Linked DNA regions of Mus musculus: region 1 is linked to region 2. The links are chromatin loops, found by intact Hi-C in ENCODE. Cell type or tissue: gastrocnemius. All regions are shown on one strand. Links, peaks and the distances in the headings refer to the core of each region. The heading gives the core; the rest is flanking DNA. Region 1 overlaps Sh3pxd2a (SH3 and PX domains 2A). Region 2 overlaps Sh3pxd2a (SH3 and PX domains 2A).

Region 1 (2,907 bases), core at 288-2,787, 58 kb before region 2:
GGAGGCGGCTCCAGGGAAAGAGCTCTACAACTGCTGAGGAGAAGGCTTCTGGGTGAAGAAGACTGACTCAGTCTTGACAATGAGAGCCACATCCCGGTTGCCTTCCCGGCTGAAGTGCAATCTAAATTTCCACTGGGGGTTTATGTACCTTCTAGGGATGCAGGGTCATCTGATAGCCTGGCAAGAGTAGGGACAGACTTGAGGTTTCCTCTCGATGGCTTTAGGGGGTGAGGGTACCCTTGCAGGGGCTCACTGGCTCCCTCTTCCTATATAGCAAGCAGCTCTTCCTCTTGGTATACCTCTGGCTTAGTCCAGCACACCCACTTGGCACCCCGGCCAAGATGAGACCGTCTGCTGAGTTCTGGGTCCACAGGTCTTCCCCAAAGCTGTGAGCCTCTGGCAGGCTCACTCCACACTGGTAGCCCTCAGGTATAGAGCCCAGGTACCCGACACCTAATCCACCTCAGCTAAGCTAACAGAACCTTGGAGTGGGCTCTCCCAGTCACCGAATCACACAGTCCATGTGCCATGAACGCAAAGCCCAGATAACCAGTCAGGGATGCCCACTGTTTGCAGGTTGCCTTTCAAAGAAGTCAAAAGCCCTGGCCCTGAGTCCAGGGCAAACCAAATAAAGGCAGCCTAATGGAGTTAAGCCAGCAGCATGTGATGCCCACAGTGTGCTGTCTCAAACGGCAGTAGTTAAAGGTCTAAGCTTAAGATGGCTGGATGGTAGGCAGTGGGGCCATCTGTGCTAGATAGCCAAGCTGCAGTGTCTGATGTGTAAGGTTGAACTCCACGGAGATAAGCATACTGAGGGGCTATGCCCTGGACAGACCTGGCCAGGCTTTCATGAGGAGGAAGTCTAGGAACATGGACAGGGAGAAGGGTTTCACTCAGCCTGGAGTTCTGCTGTGACCATCTTTCCAGGCTAGTAGATTCCCCCGTCTCCCAGAAGGCCCTGAGTCAGGCCGGAAGAAAAGCAGATCTCATTGCCTGGGTCCTTCTTGGAGAGAGAGGTTCCTGGCTAGTGCAGCCTTTGCAACCAGCTGCAACCTCTTTAGCCAGGACTGTTTATCTAAGGGGTAGGTCGTGAGAGATACTGGACAGTCTGGTTCCAGGAGCTGTCTCAGCCTGGGAAAGCTGATTAGACAGCTCCCTTTGGGCAGGGCTCTGCAGCAATAAACACTGGGGAGAGAGGAGGAGGTGGGTCCCACCCAACTAGGGCACGTTTGTAACCTAAGAGGCCCAACTGCTCGCCCGCCTGCTGGGAGGGAGGAGTTTCCAGTGAGTTTGCCCAGTTAAACTCCAGTGTTTCAACCTTAGTCCCTCTTCTACCTAAGGGACGAAAAGAACATTGCTGGGAGCTACTGAGCTCTTTGACCCACAAATTCCAATACAAAAAAAAGAGCAAAGAAGCCTTGAGGGTCCATTTGTCTGTCTGTGGTGCCCACTGTGGACTTGGCAGCTCCAATGTTAGATGCTGGGGTCTCTGAGAATCACAGAGACAGCGGTAGGAAGTACAAGCTAGAGGCTCCCAGCACTTTAGAAGCAGGAAACCTCAAGGCCAGCCTTGGCCACTTACCAAGGCTAGCTCCAAAAACTCCAGGCCAAATTAGATCAGACAGTGATAGCAAGTGCAGCTTTCCTGGTGAGACCTGCCCTAAGAGCCCTCTAGGATGGTCCCAGGCAAAGGTTACCACCTCCCCTCTTTGATAGTACTTCCTATTTGTTTATCCTAGTTGACTAATTGACACAGCCTTTTGTGATTTATATCCCCCCACCCCCCATCCCTCTTAAGAGACCACAGAGTTTATAGAGATCAATCAAGACTGGAACCCACTATGTACTTGAGGCTGTCCTTGAACTTCTGATCTTCCTGTCTCCACCTGCTGAGGTTACCAAGCATGCACAACCAATCCTGTTTTGTTTTGTTTTGTTTTGTTTTGTTTTGTTTTGTTTTGTGGTACTTGGGATCAAAGTCAGGGATTTGGGCATGTGAGACATTCTCTACCAACTAACTGAGCTACAGCCTCAGCCCCATGGTTTGCTCTTGTTGACTTAAGTCCTGAAGAGGGAATACTCTTTGCCCCTGAACAGTTAGGCACCCTTGTTGACCCACTGAAGCTATACAAACAGCAGACAGGGAGGGACTGAGTGCCTCTAAAGTGATTATCCACAAATCCTCTTATTGGGGAGACAAGGGAGTGCAGAAGAATTCTCTGCTCCAATTAGATCTGACATCAAATGTCAACATACATTTCAGAATTCGTTATCCCACTGCCTCAGAGCAGTTTGCCGAGAAGGCTCTCTTGCCTTCTAAATTAGCCCAAGTCTTGTCAAAAATCAATTAACTCAAGTCTATTTCAGGATTTTGTGCTTTCCATGGCCTGATATTATTTTCTTGATTTCTGTAGAATTTTGATAAGTCTTAAAATAAGTCTCTCTCCTTCAAAATTAGTCATTCTAGATCCTATGCAATTAAAAAAATTTAGGTTGATTAATCTCTATAAAACAGTGGTTCTCAACCTTCCTAATGCTGCGACTCTTTAATACAGTTCCTCATGTCTCAGTGACCCCCCCAACCATAAAATTATTTTCATTGCTCCTTCATAACTAATTTTGCTATTGGTATAAATTGTAATTAAATGTCTGCTTTCTGATAAGTCTTAGGTCACCCCTGTGACTAAGGGGTCAGACTCACAGGTTTAGAACCACTGTCATAAAATAAAAGCTCCTGAGGTGGGGGAGGAAGGAACCCATAGAATTCACACCCCAATTCAGGGGAAATAACTTTTTTTTTTTTTGTAAAACAGGGCCCAGGCTAGCCTAGAACTCGCTCTGTAGAGCAGGTAGCCTGAAACTCAGAGAGCCACTTGCCTCTTCACCCTAAGTGCTGGGACTAAAGGC
Region 2 (2,907 bases), core at 231-2,730:
TCTGGCATCTGCAGAGCCATCTTAAAGAAACAGGGTCTGAGGCCAACGCCCGTTTACCTAAGGTCTCCCAAGCAGGGAGGCTGACCCAAGCAGCGGGTGCTCATCCTTCCCAGCCCCACCCGGGGCAGGGGCTGGCAGAGAGGAAGGAAGTGGAGTGCGGCCTGCACTACGAACAGCATGGAAGACGGAGGCTATTTGTCTGCCTTTTATAAACAGACCCAAAGCACAGAAATACACCCCCCCACCTCTTTAGCTCCCCCTCCTTGTGGGGATGTGCACACCCTCCGGTTGGTGTCCTGAGAGAACCTTTTCATGTGTTCCCCAGTGTTCTGGAGCCAGTGCTGTCCCTCCTGCATGGGCTCCAAGCCTCCCTCATCTGCAAGCTCTGGCTAATGTGCACATCCATTAAAAAAAAAAAAAAAAAACTCTGCTCTGCGATTTGCCAAAGCACAGGCTCGGCACTCCATCGAAGCAGGCATAGAAGGAGACATGCTTTCCCAGTGTGGGGTTTGCCACACATATGTACAAGGTGTCCTGCCGGCTAACCATGCTGGAATGCCTCTTTCACAACACTTGCCCTTCCAGGATGGGGTATCTACTATACAAGAGGTATAGAAAAAAAAAAAAAAACAAAACTGCCCGAGAGCCCTCCTGAACTCTTTCAATTATTGGGCACCAGTGTATTATATATCAGTGCTCAAACTGTGTAGCAGTGTATCTCTCTTCTTTGTCAACTTCAACCAGATTTGGGGTATCTTCACCCACACCACAGGCTGGAAGTCCGTCCGTTAGCCCCAGTGCTGTGACTAGGTAACCCACCTGCTTCTCTGTCATCCCCTTATCTGTTAAGTAAAAGGTTGCACCAGATGAGCCATCTGCCCCCGGCCAGCTCCACAAGGCCACAACATATAGCACACTCCGTTCATTGTTTTCTAGAACTCTGCGTGATCCCATCTGCTAGGTGACGTCACTCTCCGCCCCAAGAATCACATCATCCATTCATTCTCACACGGAAGTGGAGATGACCCAGGAAACACTCTGTCTGCAGAAAGGGAGGAAATGACCATTTCAAGGGAAGTGAACAGGACTTCTTTTGTATTTTCCACACAGTACACGTTATTATCAATCTTAAAACGCCAAGTCTCTCTTCCTTTAGGTCAGAAACTTTCTTTGTCAGAGTCTCGCCAACAGTTAGCTAATATTTGATGAGCACTCACTATGTACCCAGAACTGGGCTAAGTCCTTCCCAGGGGTGATGTCATTTAAGTCTCTTGACAGCCCTATGAAGTACACGCTATTATTACCCTCACTTTAAAAGTGAGGAACTAGAGCCTGAGAGATGGCTCAGGGGTTATAAGCACTGGCAGCTCTTCCAGGGGACCCCGGTTCAATTCTCAGCACCCACCCAATCGTTCACACCTGTCTGTAATTCTAGCTCCAGGGAAACCTACACCCTCTCCTGGCTTTCTGCAGGTACTGCATGCAAGTGGAGCACAGACATACATGCAAGCAAAACACCTGTACACATCAAAGAATTTAATTTTGTTTTCAATACAAGGAAACTGTGCCCCAGTGGAGTTTTAAAGAATGTGTACCATGTTGCACAGAGGGTAAGCCTTTAAAGAGATCAAACAGTAGCCTGACCTGCCTTTCCATACTTCCAACAGCAGGTCTTGGTCCTGTTGGCTGCTACTTTGCTGCCAGTGTATCTTACATTGTAACCTTGGGCTTAGCTGCTCAAAGTTAAATTGGATGTTTCATGTAAAACCCAGACCTGGAAAGTCGCCTGCTAGGGTCTCAGGGCAGAGTCTGCCATCATTGAAAGCAGTACCAGCCTCAACTGAAGGCTGAAAAAAATATATAAAACAATCCTTAAGACAGCCTGCAGTGCCCCTCAAAGTTGTCAAGATGGTTGGCAGCATACATAACCCAGAGATGTACAAATGGATACCTGTCCTTAGAGCAGAGTGGCCACCTGCTGATCGAAGCCCTCCAACCACACACACTCTCTTCTCTTCTCTTCTCTTCTCTTCTCTTCTCTTCTTTCTTTCTCCCTCTCCGTCTCTCCGTCTCTCTCTCTCTCTCTCTCTCTCTCTCTCTCTCTCTCTCTCTCTCTCTCTCTCTCTCCAAACTCGCTAGTCAAGGGCTCTCCTACTTAGCTGCCTCCACAGCTCCTGGAGGAAATCTGGGATTTTTTGTTTTGTTTTTGCAACGGCTGTAGAGGCTTTCGACACTAGACTACACAATTGGAAAGGATCTCTGACTGTGTCAGGGAATGCCCCCCACAGATCCGTCTCTCCGGTCTGACCACTCTTACCTTCTTCCCAACCTGAGTCCAGCCCCACTAGTCAACTGCAGAGAACTCTGCCTTCAAGTCTGCTGTGATCCTGACAGAAAGAGTAGCCTCCGGCTGGTATTACACCACCAGCCCCAGCCTCCTTCCAACAGTGAAATAGAAGGCACTTTGGAGACTAATGTGCAATCTAGGGCAGCCACCAACAGCCCGTTTTAATTGTTAAAATTAATGCTTTGAGCATTCTAAATACGCCTTTAAATGCCTAATTTGCAAATAAGAGGCTGCCCTTACTGTCTCCATGTTTTCTGTGTTTTGGGTTCTTTACTGTGAGTCTCTTCTATCTCCAGGAGCAGAGCTCGGCAAGTCATCCTAAAGCAACAAGGACACAATGTTTACTTCCAAAGGTGTAAAGGACTGGGAGACAGGACCGGCTGAGATGAAAGAGTACTGTCACACACTCTGAAGCCCAGCTGGTCAACCTTAGCCTCTTCTCATTAAGTTTGGGTAAAGAAGGGGGAGGGGCGGCGGGCCAGTCAACCGTGCCTCGGAGACCACAGACCACATTTGCCTACTCGTGTCTGGAGTCAGAGCATCACTTACACGAGGAAATG

Evidence for each region. Peaks named below come from ENCODE experiments on the same cell type or tissue, not always from the same donor. Only the 100,000 strongest peaks of a DNase experiment are listed, where the experiment ranks them.
Region 1: a loop joins it to region 2, with 2.8 times the contacts of the local background. A loop is called at or near these places in 3 of 42 quality-filtered maps.

What each region holds. Positions count from the first base shown.
Region 1 is chr19:47,402,046-47,404,952 of GRCm38, forward strand. All of the region lies in intron 2 of Sh3pxd2a (SH3 and PX domains 2A), which reads right to left. Among named protein-coding and RNA genes, the nearest start is that of Gm36885, 24 kb to the right of the region's middle. In gastrocnemius, for the core only: a CTCF peak has its summit at 1,275; no DNase peak of the experiment used is centred there; H3K4me3 peaks cover 1,187 bases; H3K27ac peaks cover 2,437 bases.
Region 2 is chr19:47,460,584-47,463,490 of GRCm38, forward strand. The region is part of intron 1 of Sh3pxd2a (SH3 and PX domains 2A); the gene reads right to left. It overlaps Gm52384 (a long non-coding RNA gene), which reads left to right. Exons shown (of 3, transcript XR_003952863.1): 3 at 1-411. Among named protein-coding and RNA genes, the nearest start is that of Sh3pxd2a, 2.4 kb to the right of the region's middle. In gastrocnemius, for the core only: a CTCF peak has its summit at 1,493; no DNase peak of the experiment used is centred there; H3K4me3 peaks cover 1,350 bases; H3K27ac peaks cover 2,500 bases.